Regions from separate parts of the Homo sapiens genome. Here all the other regions are linked to region 1. Evidence: chromatin contacts called from ENCODE Hi-C or POLR2A ChIA-PET data. All regions are on one chromosome and are shown on one strand. Each heading gives the region's core, a stretch centred on a gene start or an enhancer-like site at or near the end of the contact. The rest is flanking DNA. Distances are from core to core; before and after follow the strand shown. Region 1 overlaps BICC1 (BicC family RNA binding protein 1). Region 2 overlaps BICC1 (BicC family RNA binding protein 1). Region 3 overlaps BICC1 (BicC family RNA binding protein 1). Region 4 overlaps BICC1 (BicC family RNA binding protein 1).

What was found. A loop is a pair of places that touch in the nucleus more often than their neighbours do. ChIA-PET counts read pairs that join two places held with the same protein, here RNA polymerase II (POLR2A). Pooled maps may share reads with other maps.
Region 2: a loop to region 1 is called in a map of IMR-90, with 2.1 times the contacts of the local background. The contact joins two enhancer-like sites. A Hi-C loop is called at or near these places in 1 of 168 maps with a recorded cell type or tissue (IMR-90). POLR2A ChIA-PET finds 5 or more read pairs at or near these places in 2 of 52 experiments (BJ and MCF 10A).
Region 3: a loop to region 1 is called in a map of mesothelial cell of epicardium, with 4 times the contacts of the local background. The contact joins two enhancer-like sites. A Hi-C loop is called at or near these places in 2 of 168 maps with a recorded cell type or tissue (esophagus muscularis mucosa and mesothelial cell of epicardium) and 1 of 50 pooled maps. POLR2A ChIA-PET finds 5 or more read pairs at or near these places in 1 of 52 experiments (BJ).
Region 4: a pooled map shows a loop between it and region 1 (2.2-fold over the local background). The contact joins two enhancer-like sites. A Hi-C loop is called at or near these places in 2 of 168 maps with a recorded cell type or tissue (breast epithelium and heart left ventricle) and 3 of 50 pooled maps.

Annotation. Positions count from the first base shown.
Region 1 is chr10:58,700,250-58,703,585 of GRCh38, forward strand. BICC1 (BicC family RNA binding protein 1) reads left to right here. Exons shown (of 21, transcript NM_001080512.3): 3 at 1,825-1,894. Among named protein-coding and RNA genes, the nearest start is that of BICC1, 190 kb to the left of the region's middle. Within about 2 kb of position 1,407, at least 3 of the 41 ENCODE cell types and tissues checked have a DNase peak (open chromatin) inside an H3K27ac peak, as active enhancers do.
Region 2 is chr10:58,664,559-58,667,533 of GRCh38, forward strand. All of the region lies in intron 2 of BICC1 (BicC family RNA binding protein 1), which reads left to right. Among named protein-coding and RNA genes, the nearest start is that of BICC1, 150 kb to the left of the region's middle. Within about 2 kb of position 1,658, at least 6 of the 41 ENCODE cell types and tissues checked have a DNase peak (open chromatin) inside an H3K27ac peak, as active enhancers do.
Region 3 is chr10:58,643,995-58,646,947 of GRCh38, forward strand. All of the region lies in intron 2 of BICC1 (BicC family RNA binding protein 1), which reads left to right. Among named protein-coding and RNA genes, the nearest start is that of BICC1, 130 kb to the left of the region's middle. Within about 2 kb of position 1,682, at least 2 of the 41 ENCODE cell types and tissues checked have a DNase peak (open chromatin) inside an H3K27ac peak, as active enhancers do.
Region 4 is chr10:58,754,445-58,757,441 of GRCh38, forward strand. All of the region lies in intron 3 of BICC1 (BicC family RNA binding protein 1), which reads left to right. Among named protein-coding and RNA genes, the nearest start is that of BICC1, 240 kb to the left of the region's middle. Within about 2 kb of position 1,412, at least 7 of the 41 ENCODE cell types and tissues checked have a DNase peak (open chromatin) inside an H3K27ac peak, as active enhancers do.

The DNA.
Region 1 (3,336 bases), core at 157-2,656:
AAGATGGCAGCTGAAGTCTGAGCATGAGAAGGGGCTGGGACAGGAAATTCTGAGGAAGAGATAATAGTGAATGCAGGGACTCAGAAGGGGAGCCTGCTGGGCATGTTTTTGGGGTGGCATCATGGCTGATGCAGAGGGAGTTGAGAAAGATAACATTTTTTCTTTTTTACTAGTGGTTTAGACTTAACTAACCAAGTTAATGGTGCAAACAGTAAACACATTAGCAGAGACAGGCATGAATGAGAGAAGCAGCAGCCGGGGCCAGGTGCTGTAGGATTAAGGTAACGAGCTCACCTGCCTTCAGGGCCAGACCAGTACCTTGACTTAGTGAAGACAGTGTGGGCTTAACTTTTGTTCAATTTTTAATAGAGACATAAGTGTAGAGAAATATTGCTCTGAGAAAAACAGCAAACACCATGATAAATGGCAAGTGAGCAGTACAATGCCATGATGATGATGGCAAGTGGCCTTTGACCTCGCAGTCAGAGAAGTAGTAGGGACTGGGAGCAGCTCAGAGCCTGCTGGCCCTGACTCAAGGGGGCAGCTGTTTCTCAGTGCCAGCCAAGCATTGCCATGTGGGAATGTGAGTGGTCTGTGCTAAATTTGCCAAGTTTTCCAGAGAACCAGAAATCTGAATTGTTCTATGAAGTTCCCAGATTTAAAAATGTTGGCTCAAACTTTAAAAAACCTTACAATGAATAGACAAAATGCATCTGTGGGCTTACAGTCTGAAACATCTGCTGTAAGCCCTTTTATATTATGATAAAGGGGGCTCATGAAGTTTGATGTATGTGAACCATTTCCTTGTGCCCGGTACGTAGCCAGTACTGAGGAGAAAAAGGTACTTATTATTGATTGCACCCTTGATGTGTTTAGGTTGTTTTCACCATTAATATATTTAATGAACTCTCAATCCATATTAAAGATAAATATTATCCCAGTCTAATTCAAGTGATTAAATTAATACATGATTTTTTTTTGCTGTTTGCATATTGGTTAGTAGTTTGCTCTATTAGTTTGGTTAATTCTATGTTTGTCTTACATGAGCAAACATTAATCTAGTGTAATTCACGTAAAATTAGTGAGGAACAGAGGACGCACATTTTAAATCCTGTTCTTTTCTTATTTACCGTCCATTTCCGTTGCTGGGCAGTCGTTGCTTCCCTCACTTGTCCTGGTGCTTCCACTCATTCAGGTCTTGAGACCTCCTAGACAGTGTTAGCTGCATGTGCAAGTGGGAAGGACCTTTGGCAAAAATGCCATTCTGAACCAGGCAAAGGATGATGGGGAATGCAGTCTTACGACGTGATGTCGCGTTTAGAGGGTTTTCATCAGTTTTAATGAAATACAAATGCACCCAAAGCAAGTTATTTTTTCCCCCAGGGAAAAAAATCTTCATTTAGTATGGTCTAACTCATGCAGTTTTGTATTACAGGAATCATGTTTGGTGTGTTGCAATCCCTTGGCAATTGTCTTGGGGAATTTTATTCAGCACAAGCATCTCTGATGGTTCTGGCATCAAGTTGGGTTAATTACTTGTTCATGTACTTTTTGGTTTGTGTCTATGTTAAAATTCTGAAGCATTGTGGAGAGGAACACTGGGAGTAACAAAATATATTTGAATATTTCTAATAGATTAAAGGCTTATAAAAACATCTCTTTTCCCCCCAGGGTTTTTTTTTTCTTTGCATTGTTTTCAAATGAGATCATTTTGTATGAACATGAACTTAGGAACTTGAAAATAAACTTTTTTGTGTGTGAAAAATCTTATCTGTAAATACAAGTTTTTAATTGAGTCAATATTTCTCTCAATTTTTGTTACAGATCATGGAGGAAACAAATACGCAGATTGCTTGGCCATCAAAACTGAAGATCGGAGCCAAATCCAAGAAAGGTAAATTGTGAGAGGGCAAGAAATAGGTGGTTTTGATAACTGAGATTATGGAATTACTGCAGGTTTGCTGGGGAGAAAACTAACCTTTATTCTTAACACTTTTGTCCCAAAATGTTTGTTAAGTAGCAGTCTTTCAGGAGGATTTTCATAATTAAAAATTATAGTTTTTATCCAACAACAGAAAAATATTAACTATTAACATTATGATAGAAATGTAATTATGAAAGATATAGCAACCTGTGATTTCAAGGATGCTTATTCGATTGATATCCATGAGTCATGGTAACTCTTCACATGTTTTTAACACATAAATTTCTATTGTTTATATTTCAGGGTTCTTTTTTATGTACTACACAGATTTAATAGCTGGTTTTTTTTTTCCCTCCAGTATGATATGAACCTTAGATTTCAGGTCTCGAGTGCTGCTTGTCTTCATCTATCAGACAGCAAAGAACCCACTAGATTTCTCTTTTAGGCTGAGTGTTTCCCTTGCCTGGTTTTACCCTATGGGACACTACCCAGTGCATAGATGTTCAGAAATGAAACTAAAGGCCTCCCTAGTTTTCTCCCTGGATTACATAGTGTTTTCAAATGTGACCTGCCAATATATATTTTTATGGATAGTTTTTAAAGTATGACCTTAGTCTCAACAAACTTTGTGGAGTATATTTCATTAGAAGAATGCAGATGCATGTAGTTGTCAGGATGTAATGACAAATACCATCAAACAATTAAAAAATAATTGCAGTCTGAGCTGCAATTATCCATCATGGTCTGGCATTGTTATTGCTGCTGTTTAGTTTCGTATTTGCTGCCCCTTCTCCCCATGACTTACTACTAAATGATAACACTGTAAGATTTCTCAGTTTCCTTTCTTACTTCAGTCCAGTTTGCCTTCTTTTAATTGCATTTCGTTAGAGTTACTCATCACATGGAATAAAAATTATTTTAGTTATTTAGTGAGTGTTGTTAGCTGGACTTGAATTGACTGGAATTCCTGTAGAAACTCCTATCTTGCTACTTTTTTTTTTTTTTTTTGGAGACAGGGTCTCACTCTGTCACCCAGGCTGGAGTGCAGTGGCACGATCATGGCTCACTGCAGCCTTACCCTCCCAGGCTCAAGCCATCCTCCCACCACAGACTCAAGTAGCTGGGACTATAGGACACCACCATGCTTGGGTAATGTTTGCATTTTTTGTAGAGATGGAGTTTCACTATATGTTGCTCAGGCTGGTCTTGAACTCCTGAGTTCAAGCAATTCTCCTGCCTTGATCTTCCAGAGTGTTGGGATTACAGGTGTGAGCCACCGCACCCAGCCTTGTTACCTTCTTAATTGTTATCATGGGCGGCAAGGAATTGGGAACTTATATGCTAAATAATCATAAGAAGACATGGTGAATTTGCAAGTGCAATTCTGTATCTTTGTATAAGCCTGTATTTCT
Region 2 (2,975 bases), core at 408-2,907, 35 kb before region 1:
CATTGATAATATTTTTCATTAGATCCTTATATTAATTGTAGTTATTTTAAAAGTTCTATCTGATATTTACAAGTCTGGGCCATCTTGAGGTCTATTTCATTTGACTATGCTATCTGTTGATGATAGGCTTGTGGGTTTTTTTTTTCCCTCCACTTTTGTGTCTTGTAATTTTTTATTGAATATTGGTATTGTGTGTTAAAGAGCAATAGTCTGTGGTAAATAAAATTAATACCCACAATGGTTACTTTTTTTGTTTCTTCAGTTCGTTAATATAGGGGAGTGTGTCAGTAGTCAGTATTGTCAGCAGTTGAGCTGGGTTTGAATTTTGCTGTTGCTGTAGTTACCTTGAGTGCAAACAGACTTCAGATTTCTCCAGTGGTGGATGGATTGCTGCTGCTACATTGAGCTTAATATGAGTCCCGGAGTGTGGTACAGTTTTCTGTGTTCCTGATCTACCTTTGGCTTTCTGCCAGCTCTGTACAGCTGTGCCACAGGGGTCTGTGTTATTGCCACTTCCCCAGTAGTAGACTACTGCTTGTTATTACTTGGTAAAAAGTTCATGGAAGGGTAAGTGGGTGGTTTGGTAGTCTGTCACTTCCCAGCCTCAGTTTTAGTCAGGTCTTGTGTGCCGAAGCCTCAGGAAAGGGGCATTCTCAGTGTTCCCACCTCTCTCAAAAACAACCATTTTTGAAATCTGCAAGATCAATTTTAATAGTATCTTGTTCCCTTAACATACTTTTGATAACTTCTCTTGTGTTTTTAAGCATAAGTATTCTGTATAATATTATTATAGTGCCTGCATTATTTTAGTGGTCTTTTTCTGTTGACTCTCACTAATCATGGCTTTTCCTCTCATATCTTTGGTGGTTTGATTGTACTTGTTGAAGCCCGTATTTAAACTCCTTGGCCTCAGAGAGTATTTTTGTCTTTATCTGCCTGGGAATACAGCCATAACTAAATGAATCTGTTTTGCTTTGTTCATGAATTCTATCGCCAATAGTGCATAAATACAATCTTGTGTTTAGGAATTCAGAGGAGAGAGGTTTTTCATTCCCCTTGCTTCACCAAGGCAAAACCAGGCACTCATCTACACTGTGAATCACTAAGGGAAAGTTTTATTTTATTTCATCTTCTGAGACTTTATGTGTTTTGATCTGAAATTTATTTTCTATTCTTTAAACATTTTTTAAAACCCACGCTGTAGACCACCAGGTATTAGTGGACATTTTGCTGGCAAATGCTGGCTCTAGCCCTAATTTACCCGTCTATTTCTTTGTTATCATTTCTGATCTCTAATGAATTTTATAACCTTGCAAAAGTATGGTTTTATATTTTACTCAGCATTTTGAGATATTTTCTGTTTAAACATGTATAGTCGGTTTCATCTGAACATCCAGTTTACCCTCTTGCTAGACGTACAAGTTCCTTATGTTCTCATACTTCTGGCCAAGCAGTTGATATATTATATTGGTAAAATAAAAACTTCAGCCAAATTAAATTTAAAGGAGCTTAATTGAGCAATGAATGATTTGCAAATCGGGCAGTCCCCAGAATCACAGCAGATTCAGAGACTCCAGGGGTGCCTTGTGGTCAGAACAAATTTATAGACAAAAAAACGTAAAATGACCTACTTTCACTTTCAGAAGTGAGGTGCAGAAAGAGTGAGATTGGTTACAGCTCGGCATTTGCCTTGTTTGAACACAGGTTGAACATTCAGCAGACTGTGAGTGGTTGAAGTAGGCCACTGAGATTGGCCAACACTCAGCTATTGTTTCAGGTGCATATTACTAAGTTAGGTTTTCAATTTTGTCTCACTGTTAAGCTAGGTTATAGTTCATCTATAAGGACTCAAATATAGAAGTACTGAGTCCTTCTCAGGCCATATTTAGTTTGCTTTAACAATATCCTAATTATGTTCTTTTCCTTCAGCCAGCATTTTAATTCTAATAGGTTGCTGAATGTGACTTTTAATTTTTGAATCCTTATCCAAGCACACAGAAGGTGGGAAGAAGTGTGATGTAGTATAAAAGTGCTTGGATTTTTCATTCAAGTGTATATATGCTGGAAATACAAAATCAGCATTTATTAGCTGTATGCTCTTGGGCAAGTTACTTAGTGTTTGAATCTCTTTCTTCACCTGTTAAATGGAATAGTGAGGCCTTCCTTTTATGGGACTAAAGACAGAAAACCAATCTACCTAAAACCTCCTACCTTGCATGACCCCTCCCACCATGCATAGTAGCCATTCAATTGCTGATATGGCACTCTTTTTCTCTTTCTTAATTGAATTATTTAGGATATACTTGTTTTTTCCTTGAGTTCCTCCCTGGAAACAACTTTAAATAAGATACTAAAAAATTTCAGCTATTTGCTCCTATTTAACTTGTCTACTTAATATTTAAATTCCTTTGATAAATATATTAGACATAATGGGTTATTCTCACTTTTCAATAATGATCTAGATGAAAGAGGCTTACAATTTGGTCAGCTAGAAGGAAAAAATTTCAATTTAGTGCCACTGACAGTTTTAAGGAAGGCAAATTACTTACCAAACTAGGATTTCATTTTATTTTCAAACTAATTACTGTGTGTTTGTACCTCTGTAGATTATATAAGTAGGCTCCAGAAGAAACTACTTGCTTATTCTTCTTGGCCTTTTAGTCCTTTTAAAAGCTAATTTGTAAAGAATGACATGTAAGTTTAGATATACAATTTCTCATAGCTATTAATGATATTTCTTTACCAAACTATGAGAACACAGTAATGATTTTTTAAAGTGAAGGTATGAGGTATTTGAGGGAATTTTATGAAGTCTGGTCCCATTTGTTCACTGGAATTATGAAAAAAATATAGCAAAAGTAGAAGTCTTTGGATACTCTTATAATTCTTAGGGAAGGTAGTTTTAACCTTAATTCTCAGGGTTCAAGGAATTCTTATATTTCCCTTTCAAAGGTCTGGATGGTGTTACCAATACC
Region 3 (2,953 bases), core at 432-2,931, 56 kb before region 1:
TGTGCTAATATGACTTAAATCAGTTCTAAAAAAGTTAGAAATTTTTTTGGAATATCTACGATGAGATATATACCTGTCAGTCCTCCATGAATTTCTCCCAGCTGAGTTAGATAAGGTGGTTATCTGGCCTTTAGAATATTATTATTGCTAATAATTATTACAGTAGCACCAGTTACAACACATAGCTACTCTTTCCCAAGTACCTATAATGTTTTAAGCATCATACTAGGGCACTTGCTACAGAAGAGATCTCTCAATTCTCAGGGAAACCGCGTGGCTTTATTCTTATTTTAGAGAAAGAAAATTGGCTCAAAGACTTTGACTGACTTGGCCAGGTTTGCCTGGCTACCACTCCCTGTGTGCCTGGCCCCGATTCTTCTACCTGAGACCCAGAAGTTGTGTAAGGAAGACAGTTTAGCTCTTTTGAGTCAACTCCCTAAAACAATCGATCCTTTTCTCCTGTTAGTCTGTGCAGCACAGAAACAGAACTCCACCCGTCCCCGTGCCTGGGAAGTCTCTGGTTTTTGTTTAAGGCATGTGTATCCTATACGTGCCTTGTGGCAATTCCACAGCTGGCTCCCTTTAGGCTCCATGGAATTGTACATCTAGGGCCACGTTAGAGTGATCGAAAAAACTAGATAAGGATAAGTATTTTCTTGTTTTAACTTTTTAAATGTTCTTAAGCTTCGAAAATTGAATTGAATTTAATTTGGCCAACGTTGTCAGGAAGGGCAAGCTTATAAAAAGAAAAAAATAACCTTTCATGTAAAGTTATTTGAAATCTCATAATATTTCTACTGTGCCTTTTTGATTAAAAATTTAAGTTAAAAGCAGTGATAGATTTTGCCTATCATTTTGATTTTTTAAGTTTATGTTCAAAAGTATGCCTATATATATTTTAAGTCAGAGCTGGGGTTACTTTTAAATACCGGTTCTTAATAACAATAAAAGGTCATCAAATAGTATTATGTTCACATTCTAAAAGGTTTAGTCTGTGTCTAAACAAAAAAAATTTTCTTTATATGGACAGAAAGAACTCCCCGCCCCACCAATACACACCCTCTTTCTTACACTTTGTAGTACCCTAGGTCAAAGTAGGGAAGCTCATGATATGTTTTAAAGAGGGAAAAGGTGGCCAGGCGCGGTGGCTCACGCCTGTAATCCCAGCACTTTGGGAGACCGAGGTGGGTGGATCACGAGGTCAGGAGATCGAGACCATCCTGACTAACTCGGTGAAACTTTGTCTCTATTAAAAATACAAAAAATTAGCTGGGTGTGGTGGTGGGCGCCTGTAGTCCCAGCTACTCGGGAGGCTGAGGCAGGAGAATGGTGAACCCGGGAGGCGGAGCTTGCAGTGAGCCGAGATCGCGCCACTGCGCTCCAGCCTGGGCGACAGAGCGAGACTCCATCTCAAAAAAAAAAAAAAAAAAAAAAAAAAAAAGAGGGAAAAGGTATGCAATTAGAACCAGATTGGCATTTTGGCAGGTATTTATTTTTCCAGGATGAACGTGCTTTCAAAAATTGCCAGTAGTTGCTAGGCAGACTTCAACAAACACAAAAGACATTTCCCAAGCATCTAACCTGGCTGGTTTCTCCATTTATATTTTGTGATCCTGGCTCGCAGTGTAGTAAACCCTATTACTATTTGAACTCGAAATACAGAATACTTCTGCCAGCAGTCCCATTGGCATTTTGCGGCAGTCATGAAGTTAAATTTTCTTCGCCAGGAGGCCAGTTGACTAACTTTAAACGAAGGCACATTGTCCAAGATTGTGGGCAGATCATTTGAACTGCCTTGAAGTTGAATAGAAACTATATAAAGAAAACAACTCCATCTTGCCAGAAGCAGTTGCCTTTTTATTTGGTGTTCTCCTTTCTGATCACTGAATTTTCCTGCTGAGTTTATGCTTATTGTATCTTTCTCTTTCCTCTGGCAAATGAACAGAACCCTCACATACGCAGTTATGGTCAGTCCTTTACTTAAATAACTTTGCTGGATGAATTTGGAACAATGCCAGAGAAACTGAAGAAACCCTTGTTTTTCTGGAATAGCAATTAGATTTGCAATGCTTTTTTTTTTTTTTCCTGAAGAACTGTTTAACCATAGATCTGTCCATTTCCTTATTTTTTGTTTGTTCATTCGTTTTTGTTTTCCACTACTTGTCCAGGCCAGCTTTTCCTAAGAATAGTATTATGCCATTTACTAATAGATGGGAAATGCAGACTAATTTTGAAGGCTAACAGTTTAAAAGTCAGCATCTTTTAAATGCGTTGATCATATTGGGGCAAAGTGCTAATAAATATAATTTTCCTTCCACATAGAGTAAGCATGCACAGCTGGGATAAGATTGCAAAATATTTATCCTGACTTGTAGTGGTAGTAAATGACCTATTTGTTTGGGCTAAAAGTCTCCATAATATAGTAACAGTTTTACCATATTTTCTAGTAAGTTATGACTATCATATATTCTTTAAAAAAGGTTTTAGGGTCTTGCAGGCTGTCTGCATTGTATTTGGATATTCATTACCTAAAAATGAGGGTATGGATTTCCTTCTGCATGTATAACCTCTTATTACTATTAACCCTTTATATTTAGTCTCATGTGTCTGGAACATTTTGATTGAGACTAGCATGATATCTCTGTGCCTCCTGTATAGAACTTCTTAGGAAACTCATAGCCGAAATGACGGGAGAAACAATTTTATTTTAGGCCATGGAGATTCTTGTGAAAAATGTTAACAAGTAGGTAGTGCTGTAGTTGGGAGATATATGTTCTTTCTTTCTTGCCTGTTCCTGATTTTTTTTAAATTAAATACTACAGTCAATTTTAGGGGGTTGACATGCTAGTTTTAAATACAACAGAAGGTATTTCTTTTCGTAGGTTAATATTCTATTTGGAAACATAGCCTTTTTCCTTCTTTCTCTCTTTCTTTCCTTTCTGTTTTTAAGTAA
Region 4 (2,997 bases), core at 162-2,661, 54 kb after region 1:
ACAGAAGATTAAAGTACCTTTGGTAGCACATTATTAAGAAAATCCACAGCTGTTTTAAAGTGGGTGTTTCCTCATGGAGAAAAGTCTAAAGTCTCTTGCAGTTACATTCTGATTTCTTCGTAGCTTGCCAAAGGTTGGCAACCTTTGCTCAGTACATGCCTCACACGGCAGGGAGCAGGAGTGTCTCATCATTTCTGGGGTGGGTGGTCTCCTTGGGGGAGCCCAGGGATGCCTTATGCATGGCTGAGAAATTTTCTTTCTGTGGCCCTCTGTACTGTATGGGCTTTAGGGACAAACTTGTGAGGGGGGGTGTGTATGTGTGTGTGTGTGTGTGTGTGTGTAAAACACTCTTCTTGAGCTCTGACTGCAAGAAGAAATGGTTTGAGAAGACAGAGGAAGGCTGAGAAAGGACTTTGAATGTGAAAATGCTATTCTTGTAGCATCCTTAATGCCATTGGTCCTTAGCTTTATAGATCAAGATTGCGAGTGAGCCCCTTATAGGTCTGGGGTTTATTGTTGCTAATACCAGATGAGTTACAGTATGTATTGCAGTCCTTGTATTTTAAGTTACATCTGGTTTCTCTTAAAGTTCCTTAGTAAACCAAAACTGTTGGTGAGTGGAAGCCTGATGCTGAAAATTTTGAAAAGCAACTGTGTCAGATCACAGGATTTTTCTTTGTTTTTTGTTTTCATAGAGTTGTTTTGGGCTTGGTGACTGTTTCATTTAAATCAAGTATAAATGCACAGAGGTAAACAGACACTCCTATTTAGTCTTAAGAACTTGGTTTGATTTGGAATTTTAACTGCCAGGGCCCACTGTTTAGTGTCTAGCCTGCTTTCTATTTCCTGCGCTATTGTTTTGCTTTTGGTCACCTTAGGGGAAAGGCTACAGCTTCCATGGTCCCAAAGTCAGTGGCGCTGTCAGATTATAAACTGAGAAGAGCTGATTCCTTGGTGGACAACCAGAGTTCTTCATGTGATTTTAGTTTACATTTAGTTGGATTTCACATTACAGTACATTTGGTGAATTATTTCCTGAATGAGACTGAGAAATCACTGGGCTCTGGCAACTCTGTACTGCTTCCTCTGCTTTAGGGATTTTCTGTCTGAAATCTTCAGAAAAAGTTGCAATAGAGTTCATGAAAACCCTCAGTTCTAAATGGACACATGAAGAAACACCTTAGGTTTGAAAGGGTGTTTTAAAATTACATTCCTGTCTTGTATTTTTTTTTCTCCTTTTTATTTTTTTTTTCTTTTTGGCCTAAGTTTCAATGACATTCTGGAAGATGAATTTCAGTTGGGTTTTGGGAAACTATTTCCAGCAGCGGTTGAGTCTGGATTTGATTCCACAGAGTTACAGCCGAGGCTTCTCTGCATTGGCCACACCTGCTTTCTTGAGCAACCTGAGAGACACTGCCTGTGGACATTTTCCACTACTTAGTGATTAGTCACCTCACAGTTCTGCTGTTTTTGCCGTGAGATAATTTCACTTTCTCCTTCTGCTCCTGCGTGTTCTATGTCTGTTTTCACCCATCTTTGCTTTTCCCATTTTCCTCTGGATTTATTTATTCTGTCCCTTACATTTCTTTATACATTTGCCTCTTCTTATCCTGGGAACCTCACACCTCTGCTTGTTCCATTTTCACTTGTTTCTGGATGTGTTGTATCTATTCCTTTGAAAAACGTTGCTCTTTTGTAACATGACCTGTCCCAGCATCATCAAGATAGAGACTTTTAAAAAATACTCCCTTTCGTATCTTAGAAGGCAATAGATCTTCTTTCCCAGCCAACCAGCTGGAAAGGCTTTTTTTTGCTTTTCCGTTTTTTGCATTTCCACGTAGACTGCGTTGCTCCTTGCTAGAGAAACCACAAGCATTCCTGTGTGAAATGAAACTCGCTGTTTTGTGATTTTGTGTGTGGGGGTGGAGAGGGGCATGGTAATATTTAGAGTCCCTGGCCTTTGCCTCCCAAAGGTTTGTCATTAACATTTTGTTGATTTTTAAGCTTGCTCTTATATTTAGGACCAGTTTACTGAGTTTACCTCCCATTCCCTTTCTAGCAGGACACCCAAGAGTCCTGTTTGCTCATTTCCTCTTGTCCTGGTCCCACCCTAAGGGTTTTCCATGGGCTCGCACTTCTCAAGGAGTTCTTGGGATCCAGGACCCTTTAGCAACTACTAGCCTTTTTTTTTTTTTTTTTTTTTTTTTTTTTTTTGCCAGAGTCTTCTCCTTAGCAACTGTAATGGCATATTAAGTTACCAGTTAATTCCTTTGTGAGGAAGCGTAGCAGTTTAATATCGAACAAAGGCATGTTTGAGCAAATATTGACAATTGAACACTTTAGCAACATTAAGATGCCTTTTATAATGGATCTGTCTTACAAAGAAAAGCGATAACTTTCTAGTCTCTTATGCTGTCCAAAACTCAGGGACTTCGTAGATTTAGATAACATGATTTCCTTGGTAGTTGGATTTCAGCAATATCATAGACTTTGATAGTGAAGCATGCTTGTATGCTATTTTCAAATAATTTTCATTGGTGCTAACATTTTTAAAAATTCAATTATTGTCTCACTGCTTTAATTTCTTAGTTACTCTAATAACAAAGCCCTTTTATTGTGCAGAGAAGTAACCGTATGTAATTTATAATACGGGATGCTGAACAGGACTTATCGTGTAACCCGCTACAAGACTTTAGAATATACAAGGACTGTATATAAAATAATGAGACCAAGTCTGTGGCTCAGGCATGAAATCAGCCACCTTGTTGAATGTTAAACTACTTTTATATAATGTTCTGTGGATTTGTATTTGTTCATGAGTATGTGAACATTTCTCCTCTATGAAATAAAGCTGTCAATGAGTTCTATGAAATCGTAACACATTTTCTATAGGACGAGTATTTGACGTTATGGTTAAATATAGTACCAATTTATCTACCCAACTATTATCATGTTTCTATGTTTCTACTGGAAAATGCACTCCTAATTGAGATGTCA